Regions from separate parts of the Homo sapiens genome. Here region 2 is linked to region 1. The links are chromatin loops, found by intact Hi-C in ENCODE. Cell type or tissue: endothelial cell of umbilical vein. All regions are shown on one strand. Links, peaks and the distances in the headings refer to the core of each region. The heading gives the core; the rest is flanking DNA.

Region 1 (5,383 bases), core at 55-5,054:
TTTGCAGTCACTGTTAAACCACTGTGCTGTTAATTATTGTACTTGAGATGATAGTAGGAATAAGATCTGAAAACTGCCATCAAATTACTGTTCCCAGTGGTGCAAGGTGAGGTCTAGTGTACATTTTGTTTCTGCCAAAATGAAGGTAAGGAAGAAAAGAATGCCTTTATAAAGTCTGTGCTCTGATCTGAGGACTAGAAAATAAACAGCTGAATAATATAACCAAGTGTAAGACATCGAGATATATCACAGTTACTCCAGGATTACACTATACTGATTTATGGTTTTGTTTAACAAAACATTTTATTCTAAGGTAATTTTTTTCATGGTACAAATAAATTTATTTGCTTGTTTTATGTTCCTTATTCCTCTTTTCTTCCCAAGAAGTTACTTTGACAATCACAGACCTTATTGGGCCTCTTTCCCTTCTAGTTCTTAAATGAATATTCATGACAGGGACATCACAGAAAACAATTGTTTGCCGTATGCTTTCAGGTGTCATCAAGCATCATGCTCAGCCCCTGGGCTGCTGTGACTTTGAGATCTGCCTGGTCAACTAAAGAGGGCTAGTCCTTCTATGGGGCTTTTCTTTCTTAAAAAAATTTTTTTGACATACAAAAAGCTGTACATAGTTAATATATACAACTAGATGAGTTTGGCTGGGTGTGGTGGCTCACGCCTGCAATCCCAGCACTTTGGGAGGCCAAGGTGGGTGAATCACTTGAGGTCAGGAGTTGGAGACCAGCCTGGCCAGCATGGTGAAACCCCATCTCTACTAAAAATACAAAAACTAGCCAGGTGTGGCAGAGCATGCCTGTAATTCCAGCTACTCAGGGGCTGAGGCATGAGAATCGCCTGAATCCGGGAGGCAGAGGTTGCAGTGAGCTGAGATTGCACCACTGCACTCTAGCCTGGGTGACGGAGTGAGACTCTGTCTCAAAAACAACAACAGCTACTAAATGAGTTTGGAGATAAGTATATACCTATAAACTATCATCACAATCTATGCCATAAACCTATCTATCACCCCCAAAAGTTTCCCTTTGCTCTATTCTTCTGTCGTGGTAAGAACACAATATAAAGGCCTATCCTGTTAGCAAACTTTTAGGTATACAATATAGTATTGTTAACTATAGCACTCTGCTGTACAAAAGATCTCTAGGACTTACCTTAAATTAAGTAGTACATTCTTAAAATTACCACTTAATAAGGATTCACATGTTAAGTAGGGGTGCCTAGAAGCAGAACCTGAGACAGTATTCAAATGCACATGATTTATTGAGGAGTGTTCTCAGGAGAAACCTGTAAGGGGAAGAGGGTAACCGGGTAAGGAAGGAGCAGCCAGTTAGGGTCTTAAGAAAATCTAGCCATAGCCTGTTTGAGGTGATGGCAGAACAATTATTGACTGCAGGCTGCCTCTGGGAGGGAGACTGGAAGAGTGTAATCCCCAGTTCTTGGGAAGAGAGGGGCCATTGTGAGCCATTAGCAGCCAACAAGAAGTAGCTGGAAAATGGGTACAGTATGCTAGCTAGGTAAACAGGATTGGGTGGGGGCAGCACAGTGTGTTATTCCTTTGCCTGTTTATTTTGTGCAGGATACTGTGCTAAGAGCTAGGGGTAAAAAATGAATGTGACACAGTCCCTGCTTTCAAGATGCTTGTGGTCTAGTGACAACAGGGCTGACCATGTAAAGCAGCAGTGTCCAATCTTTTGGCTGCCCTAGGCCACATTGGAAGAATTCTCTTGGGTCACACATAAAATGCACTAACACCTAACGATAGCTGATGAGCTTTAAAGAATCACAAAAAAAATCTCAGTGTTTAAAGAAAGTTTATGAATGTGTGTTTGGTGGCATTCACAGCCGTCCTGTGCCACATGCAGGCTGCGGGTTGGACAAGCTTGATGTAAAGAATATTGATGGTGCAAGTGAGGTGCTTCTTTGCATGTACTTGGATGGAAAGCAAAGGAGTGAATAATTGTGGGGGAGGGACGTCTGGGAAGCTTCATCGAGGACATCCAATGAATGAATAGAACCAGGGTTGGGGAAAATGGGCTGGTCAAGGAAAACATGGGGAGGAATTGTAGGTAGAAGGAAGAGCCCTGTGCAAAGGCTGGCAAGCAAGTATGAAACAAGACGAACGTGTTCCCGGAATCACATGGGGCATAGTATATGCCAAACAATTGGAGTGGATTGGGGGGAACAGCAGTTGATGAGGCCTGAGAGACTGGGAGCCAGAACTGGGCCTCGCAAGCCATGCTGAGGAGATTGGGCTTAGAAGGGGCACCATTCTTGCTGTCATCCCTCCAGCCTGTCCTCTGGCTTCTGGATCAACTTGGAGTGCTCATTGTCAATGTACCTGACTGCCCCCTGGTGGCCATGTTGCTCTAAGCATGTCGCTTTAATGCTTCTGAGCCCCAATTTCCTCATCTGTAAAATGGCTGCTGCTGCTATGTGTAGGACTGTTGTTGTGCTTAGAAATAATAAATAGAGATATAAAGATTTACCATCATTGAATTATTCTGCTGATATTTATTGTTTTCTGTCATTTTCCTACAATAATTAAAACAGCAGTATGTCACAGAAATGGACAGACAAATCACTGGACTTTAAACAGCCCATACCCAAAAATTAACTTGCTTTGTTTTCTTTTCTAAAAGTCATTGATGACTCATTTTCTTATTTCCCAGGACTGGTGTAACTCGTATTAGATAATCTGTTTCCTAGGCTTTTTACTGATAATACAAGATTTTTTGTTTCCATCTATAATAAAAAATAGTTGTTACTGTAATTGTTTTAAAAATGCCAAATTTTGCCTATTCTTTAAAATCTCCCTCTGTCAAGAACAGTTTGATAACTCTTTTACTTAAAGAACAGAATATTATAGAAAATGGAGAAACTGTTTTATCCAAAGTACACATACCCAGAACTTCAGATGAGAGGAGTATCCATCTCACAAGAAGTCTTAGGTCTTCTGAAACTCTCAGGGAGGTGAGGAGAGAGGGTCCATGGTCAGTTGGCTTTCTTCACTGAGATTTTTAGAGAATAAAACTGTTTTTTCTATGACATTTGTTGCCCTTGATCCCATCATGAGTCATCCATATGGAGGTTATATTCAGTGGGAACATAAACTTTCATTTCTCTGGGATAAATGCCCAGGAGTGCAATTGCTGAGTCATAGTTGCATATTTAATTTTTAAAGAAATGACCGAAATATTTTCTAGAATAGCTATACTATTTTACATTCCCACAAGCCATGTACGAGTGATATAGTTTCTCTACACTTTCTCCATGATTTGATATTTTCACTATTTCTTTATTTCAGCTATTGTAATAATAAGTATGTAATAATATCTTGTGGTTTTAACTGGCATTTCCCTAATGGCTGGTGATACTGAATGTCTTTTCACGGGCTTAAATGCCATTTGCGTTCCTCTTTGGTAAAATGTCTGCTGATTTTTTTTTTTTTTTTTTTTTTTTTTGAGACAGAGTCTCGCTGTCACCCAGGCTGGAGTACAGTGATGCAATCTAGGCTCACTGCAACCTCCGCCTCCCAGGTTCAAGCAATTCTCATGCCTCAGCCTCCCGAGTAGCTGGGATTACAGGTGCATGCCACCACACCCAGCTAATTTTTGTATTTTTAGTACAGACGGGGTTTCACCATGTTGGCCAGGCTGGTCTCGAACTCCTGACCTCAAATGATCCGTCCGCCTTAGCCTCCCAAAGTGCTGGGATTACAGGTGCGAGCCACCATGCCCGGCCCATCTCTTGATTTTTAATTAGGTCATTTGTTTCCTTACTGTTGAATTTTTAGAGTTCCTTATGCATTCTGTAATATAAGTTCATTGTCAGATATGTGTTTTATAATAAATATTACATGTATAATATTTCTAAGAAATGACCAAAATATTTTCTAGAATAGCGATTCCTTTTTACATTCCCACCAGCAATGTATGAGTGATAGTTTCTTCACATCTTCTCCAGCATTTGATATTACACGTGTGTGTAATATGTGTAAATATTCTGTCCCATTCTGCTTGCTTTTGCGTCTTCTTAACAGGGGCTTTCTCAGAGCAGAAGTTTTTTTAAAAATATAAGTAGATAGTTTATTTGGGCCAAGTTTGAAGACCACAACCCAGCAGCATAGATTCAAGTTGCCCTGGATATGCTTCTGAGAGCAAAAGTCTTTAATTTTGATGAAAACACATTTTTCTTTGCCAATCATGCTTTAGGTATCAAGTCTGAGAACTCTTTGCTTAGCCCTAGATCCTGAAGACTTTCTCTTATGCTTTTTGTAAATATTTTATAATTTTACATTTTTCATTTAAGTCTGTGATCCATTTTGAGTTACATTTTGTATATTAGGTTGTGGTAGGCAGAGATGTCCGTGTCCTAATCTCTGCAACCTATGAATATGTTAAGATTGCTATTTAGCTGACTATAAAATAGGGACATTATCCTGGATTATCTGGGTGGGTCCAATGTAATTACATGGGTTCTTAAAAGTGGAAGAGGGAAGCAGAACAGAAGGGTCAGAGAATGAGATGCGATGACAGAAACAGGATCAGAGAGATTCAGTGTTGTTTGCCTTGAAGATGGAAGAAGACAGCCAAGATCAAGGGAGTAAGAGTGTCCTCTAAAAGCTGTAATAGGCAAGGAAATGAGTTCTCCCCTGTAGCCTCTAGAAAGGAACGCAGTCCTGATGACATCTTGATTTTAGCTCTGTGAGACCTGTGTCAAAATCCTGACCCACTAAACTATAAGATAGTAAATTTATGTAGTTTTAAGCCACTGAGTTTGTGATAATTTGTTACTGTAACGTTAGAAAACTAATAGGTGTTTTAGAAAAGCTTCTATTAAAATAGGATTTTATACATTTGGGTATACTGTGTATCTGAACAATTTTTATATATGCAACATCCCCATGATATCAGATAAATGAAGTGCTACTCTAAGTAGATCTGTGCATTCAGTGGGGAATAGTTAGAAAATGTATTACTTTTATTTCTGCTTAAATTTCTACATTCATTGTGACTTTAAATTCCCCACTACTACTTTTTAATAGGAAGTGTCTTGTTGTTACTGTTGGTTTTGTTTGCGTTTCAGAAGAGATTTGAATGAAATTTTGCACCAGAGAGCCAAATGTAGCCCCAAAAATTTATGTGATGGGAGGCTCTTTTTTAAAAATATTCAATTGACTTTGACTGTAGGACAAACAGAACCTTAGTTAATGGTTCTGATTCTTGTACTAATTTTATTAGTTTTTTAAATGACAGCTTTGAGATATAATTTGTATACCATGCAGCTTACCCACTTAAAGTATACAATTCAGTTATTTTAATATATTCACAGATATGTGCAACCAATCACCAAAGGACACAATATG
Region 2 (5,383 bases), core at 163-5,162, 180 kb before region 1:
ACCCAGGCTGGAGTACAGTGGTGCAATCTCGGCTCATTGCAACCCTCTGCTTCCCGGATTCAAGCGATTCTCCTGCCTCAGCCTCCCAAGTAGCTGGGACTACAGGTGCCCGCCACCACGCCCAGCTAATTTTTGTATTTTTAGTAGAAACAGGGTTTCACTATGTTGGCCTGTCTGGTCTCGAACTCCTGACCTTGTGATCCACCTACCTCGGCCTCCCAAAGTGCTGCAATTACAGGTGTGAGACACCTCGCCTCACTATGTTGTCCAGGGTGGTCTTGACTTCCTGGGCTCAAGTGACCCTTCTGCCTCAGCCTCCCAAAGTGTTGTGATTAAAGGCCTGAGCCACCACCCCTACCAACATGTACTATCCTAATCATTTCTTTATAAGGATATAGTTCAGTATCGATAAATATATTCACATTGTTGTGCATCCAATCTCCAGAACATTTTCATCCTGCAAAACGAAAATTGTAAGGCCAGGTGCGGTGGCACATGCCTGTAATTCCAGCACTTTGGGAGGCTGAGGCAGGTGGATCACTTGAGGTCAGGAGTTCAAGACCAGCCTGGCCAATGTGGCAAAACCCTGTCTCTACTAAAAATACAAAAATTAGCTGGGTGTGGTGGCGGGCGCCTGCAATCCCAGCTACTCGGGAGGCTGAGATAGGAGAATCACTTGAACCCAGGAGGTGGAGGTTGCAGTGAGCCGAGATCACGCCACTGTACTCCAGCCTGGGCAACAAGAGCAAGACTCCATCTCAAAAAAAAAACGAAAACAAAAAACAACTAAAACTGTATATCCATTATCCATTAAACACCAACTCTCCATTTTCCCTTCCCCTCAGCTCTTGGTAACCACCTTCTACTTTCTGTCTCTATGAATTTGACTACTCTAGGTACATCATATAAGTGGGATCATACACTATTTATCTTTTTTTGTGACTGGCTTATTTCACTTGTCACAATGTCCTGAAGGTTCATCCATGTTGCAACATGTGTCGAATTGCCTTCCTTTTTCTCTTTCTTTCTTTCTTTCTTTTCTTTTCTTTTCTTTTTTTTTTTTTTTTTTTGAGACAGAGTTTTGTTCTTGTCACCCAGGCCGGAGTGCAATGGCGCAATCTCGGGTCACTGTAACCTCTACCTCCTGGGTTCAAGCGATTCTCCCACCTCAGTCTCCCTAGTAGTTGGGATTACAGGCACCCGGCACCATGCTCGGCTAATTTTTGTATTTTTAGTAGAGACGAGGTTTTGCCATGTTGGCCAAGCTGGTCTTGAACTCCTGACCTCAGGTGATCCGCCCGCCTTGGCCTCCCAAAGTGCTGGGATTACAGGCATGAGCTACTGCGCCCGGCCCCTTCCTTTTTAAGGCTGAATAGTATTCCATTCTATGTATATACCACATTTTGCTTATCCATTTATTCATCCATGGACATTTCAGTTGCTTCCACTTATCCTCAGAGCTTTTTAAAATTAGTGCCACTCCCAGTTCACACAAAAATAAATGATCCCCACCCTTTCTACCCTGCTTCCTACTCTGCACTGCCATTTGTTTGTCAGAGGCTGACCCTCCTCCCTTCTTTCTCCTATGCCTTCCTCCTTGCCTTGAGGATGGTTTCACTCCTATGCCACCCCTCCTTTCTTTTGCATCCATCCCTGTTCCCTGCCAACCAACCCCAACTCTGGGTCTTTTATTTTATTTTATTTTAAAGACAGAGTATCGCTCTGTCACCCAGGCTGGAGTGCAGTGGTGCGATCTCGGCTCACTGCAACCTCTGCCTCCTGGGTTCAAGTGATTCTCCTGCCTCAGCCTCCCGAGTAGCTGGGATTACAGGCGCCCGTCACCACGCCTGGCTAATTTTTGTGTTTTTAGTAGAGACGAGGTTTCACCAGTTTGCTCAGGCTGGTCTCGAACTCCTGGGCTCAAGCTATCCACCTGCCTCGGCTTCCCAAAGTGCAGGGATACAGGCATGAGCTGCCGCGCCCGGCCTGGGTCCTTCATTTTAGACACCAGATGCTAATCCTGGGCTTCTGGAAGACCCTTTCACGTTTCTTTTTCTGCTGGGAAACACATCATACCCTCTTCCAACCACTCACAGATGCTGTCTCCTAAGCCCAAAGGCCCATGTTGCAGTTTAGCTAGGGCCTTTCCAAGTTAGTAAATTCTTCTGGCACGGCCCCCTGCTGCCACCTGCTGGCTGTATCCATCGATGCCGCTATGGGTATTGTTTCCTATTCATGAGACCTGTATGAAGGGAGTTAGTCTTTCCCATCCTATCATCCATCATGGGATAAGAATTTCATCTACCTAAATTTTTTTTCTTTACAGTATTTTCACCTTGTTCTATTTTTTAAAGAAAAGTCCTTTAGCAAATCTGTGTGCAGGTCACAGATGGTCTCACCAGACTTGCCCAAACCTAAAGAAACATCTCTGTATTTGGGCACTGCAATTTGCAAAAGGACAAAAGAGTCAAATGTATATCAGTTCTCATTAGCTCCCTGACAGCAATTATATTACATTCAAATAAGTTGAATTGTGGATAATACATAAAATGCTAAATACCAAGTTTTCTTTGAAACTGGTAAAATATTTCGAAAATCTTTTGAAAACACTTCAAAACCAGACAAGATTTTTGTGTGTGTGTGTGAGACAGGGTCTCACTCTGTCACCCAGGCTGGAGTGCACTGGTGCGATCTCAGTTCACTGCAACCTCCACCTCCCGGGCTCAAGCGATTCTCCCACCTCAGCCTCCTGAGTAGCTGGGACTACAGGCACACGCTACCATGCTCGGCTAAGTTTTTGTATTTTTTGGTAGAGAGGGGGTTTCACCATGTTGGCTAGGCTGGTCTTGAACTCCTGACCTCAAGTGATCCACCTGCCTTGGCCTCCCAAAGTGTTGGGATTACAAGCGTGAGCCACTGTGCCCGGCCCCAGACAAGATTGTTTATTGTTGTTATTTTAAACTTTAATACAGACATAAAAACAAAATCTGTGGAAATACAACAAGAATTACTTTACAGATTCTTTGGCCCTTTTGAAATAAGGAGAGCTAAGAATGAAGAGTCAATTTTGTGTTTATAGATGAAACTAATTTGTGAATGGGCAAAACTGAAAACGCATAAGAGTCCAAGCCTGGGCATTGGAGGGTAAGGCATTAAAATTAAGAATTTCTGACTACATCTTTATTTATTATTGTTTCTTTCACCTTCCCTCCACCCCAGGTTCCTGCTTTGTCTTCTCACTTCACATTGAACTTGTTTCCAGCACATGTACATAAGAGACATCCATCCTGTCATGACCTCTCGTTATAACAGGGGAGGTCAGTGGCACTGGAAATATATATTTTTTAATTTATTTTATCTTTTAAAAAAAATTTTGGCCAAGCTCGGTGGCTCACACCTGTAATCCCGGCACTTTGGGTGGCCAAGGTGGGCAGATCACCTGAAGTAAGGAGTTCAAGACCAGCCTGGCCAACATGGCAAAACCCTGTCTCTACTAAAAATACAAAAATTAGCCAGGCGTGGTGGTGTGTGCCTGTAATCCCAGCTACTTGGGAGGCTGAGGCAAGAGAATCACTTGAACTCGGGAGGCGGAGGCCGCAGTGAGCCGAGATTGCACCACTGCACTGCAGCCTGGATAAGAGAATGAGCCTCTGTCTCAAAAAAAAAAAAAAAAAGTACAGAGATAGGGAGTCTTGCTTTGTTGCCCAGGTTGGTCTTGAACTCCTGGCCTCAAGAGATTCTCTTGCCTTGGCCTTCCAAAGTGCTGAGATTACAGGTGTGAGCCACCACATCTGGCCTGAAAATATTTTTTACAGGGCGCTGTATTATTATTATTATTATTATTATCATTATTATCATTATTTGACACGGAGTCTTGCTCTGTTGCCCAGGCTGGAGTGCAGTGGGGTGATCTCAGCTCATTGCAACCTCTGCCTCCTGGGTTCAAGCAATTATCCTGTCTCAGCCTCCTGAGTAGCTGGGACTACAGGCGCACGCTGCCACACCCAGCTAATTTTTTTGTATTTTAGTAGAGATGGGGTTTCACCATGTTATCCAGGCTGGTCTCGAACTCCTGAGCTCAGGCAATCCACCGGCCTCAGCCTCCCAAAGTGCTGGGATTACAGGTGTGAGCCACTGTGCTGGGCCATGGCAGTGTATTATTTTTAAGGGCAGTGTAAGAGTTGGGAAAAGAGGCTGGGTGCAGTGGCTCATGCCTGTAATCCCAGCTCTTTGGGAGGCCAAGGAGGAAGGATCCCTTGAGGCCAAGAGTTTGAGACCAGCCTGGGCAACATAGCGAGACCCCCGTCTCTACCAAAAATAACAAAGTTAGCTGGGTGTGGTGGTGTGTGCCTGTAGTCCAAGCTCTTTGGGAGGCCAAGGTGAGAGGAGACCCTGAGTCCAGGAGTTTGAGGCAGCAGTGAGCTGTGTTCATGCCACTGCACTCCAGCCTGGGTGACAGAGTGAGACTCTGTCTCAAAAAAAAAAAAAAAGAAAAAAAAATTACATAAAACTTCTATTGCCTGAAGCCTTAGAGCTTTACAGAGACTCTGAATCACATCAAAATTATGAGCGAGGAGTCAACTTACAGACATTGCCTTGAAAGGTGGGAAAGGGAGAAGGTCTTTAATAAATGCTACCTTGAAAATGTCATCATAAGCCAGCATGATGTCTCATGCCTGTAATCCCAGCACTTTGGGAGGCCAAAGCATGCAGATTATTTGAGGTCAGGAGTTTGAGACCAGCCTGGCCAACATGGTGAAACTCCATCTTTATTAAAAATACAACAACAAAAAAATTGGCTGGTGTGGTGGTGCACACCTGTAATCCCAGCTACTCAGGAGGCTGGGCCTCGAGAATTGCTTGAACCCAGGAGGCAGAGGCTGCAGTGAGCCAAGATCGCACCACTGCACTCTATTCTGGGTAACAGAGTGAGACTCTGTCTCAAAAAGAAATAAATAAGGCCAGGCACAGTGGCTCATGCCTGTAATCCCAGCAATTTGGGAGGCTGAGGCAGGTGGATCGCCGGAGGTTGGGAGTTCGAGACCAGCCTGACCAACATGGAGAAACCCCATCTCTACTAAAAATACAGAAAATTAGCCAGGTGTAGTGGCACATGCCTGTAGTCACACCTATTCGGGAAGCTGAGGCAGGAGAATCACTTGAACCCCAGAGTTGGAGGTTGTGGTGAGCCAAGATCATGCCATTGCACTCCCACCTGGGCAACAAGAGCAAAACTCCGTCTCAAAATAAATAAAATAAAATAAAATAAAATAAAATAAAATAAAATAAAATAAATGTCATCATAGATTTGGTTCTTTCAGGTGGAGGGGCCAGGTAGATCAGCCCATGCTTCGTCAGGTGAACTTCTTGTTCTTGCCATAGG

The links. Peaks named below come from ENCODE experiments on the same cell type or tissue, not always from the same donor. Only the 100,000 strongest peaks of a DNase experiment are listed, where the experiment ranks them.
Region 2: a loop joins it to region 1, with 6 times the contacts of the local background. A loop is called at or near these places in 2 of 110 quality-filtered maps.

Annotation. Positions count from the first base shown.
Region 1 is chrX:46,976,421-46,981,803 of GRCh38, forward strand. The region is part of intron 1 of JADE3 (jade family PHD finger 3); the gene reads left to right. Among named protein-coding and RNA genes, the nearest start is that of JADE3, 67 kb to the left of the region's middle. In endothelial cell of umbilical vein, for the core only: a CTCF peak has its summit at 2,402 (motif pointing left); DNase peaks (open chromatin) are centred at 2,411 and 3,141; H3K27ac peaks cover 1,499 bases.
Region 2 is chrX:46,794,600-46,799,982 of GRCh38, forward strand. No RefSeq gene overlaps it. Among named protein-coding and RNA genes, the nearest start is that of SLC9A7, 38 kb to the left of the region's middle. RefSeq lists enhancers at 2,095-2,144, 2,235-2,284. In endothelial cell of umbilical vein, for the core only: a CTCF peak has its summit at 2,183 (motif pointing left); a DNase peak (open chromatin) is centred at 2,182.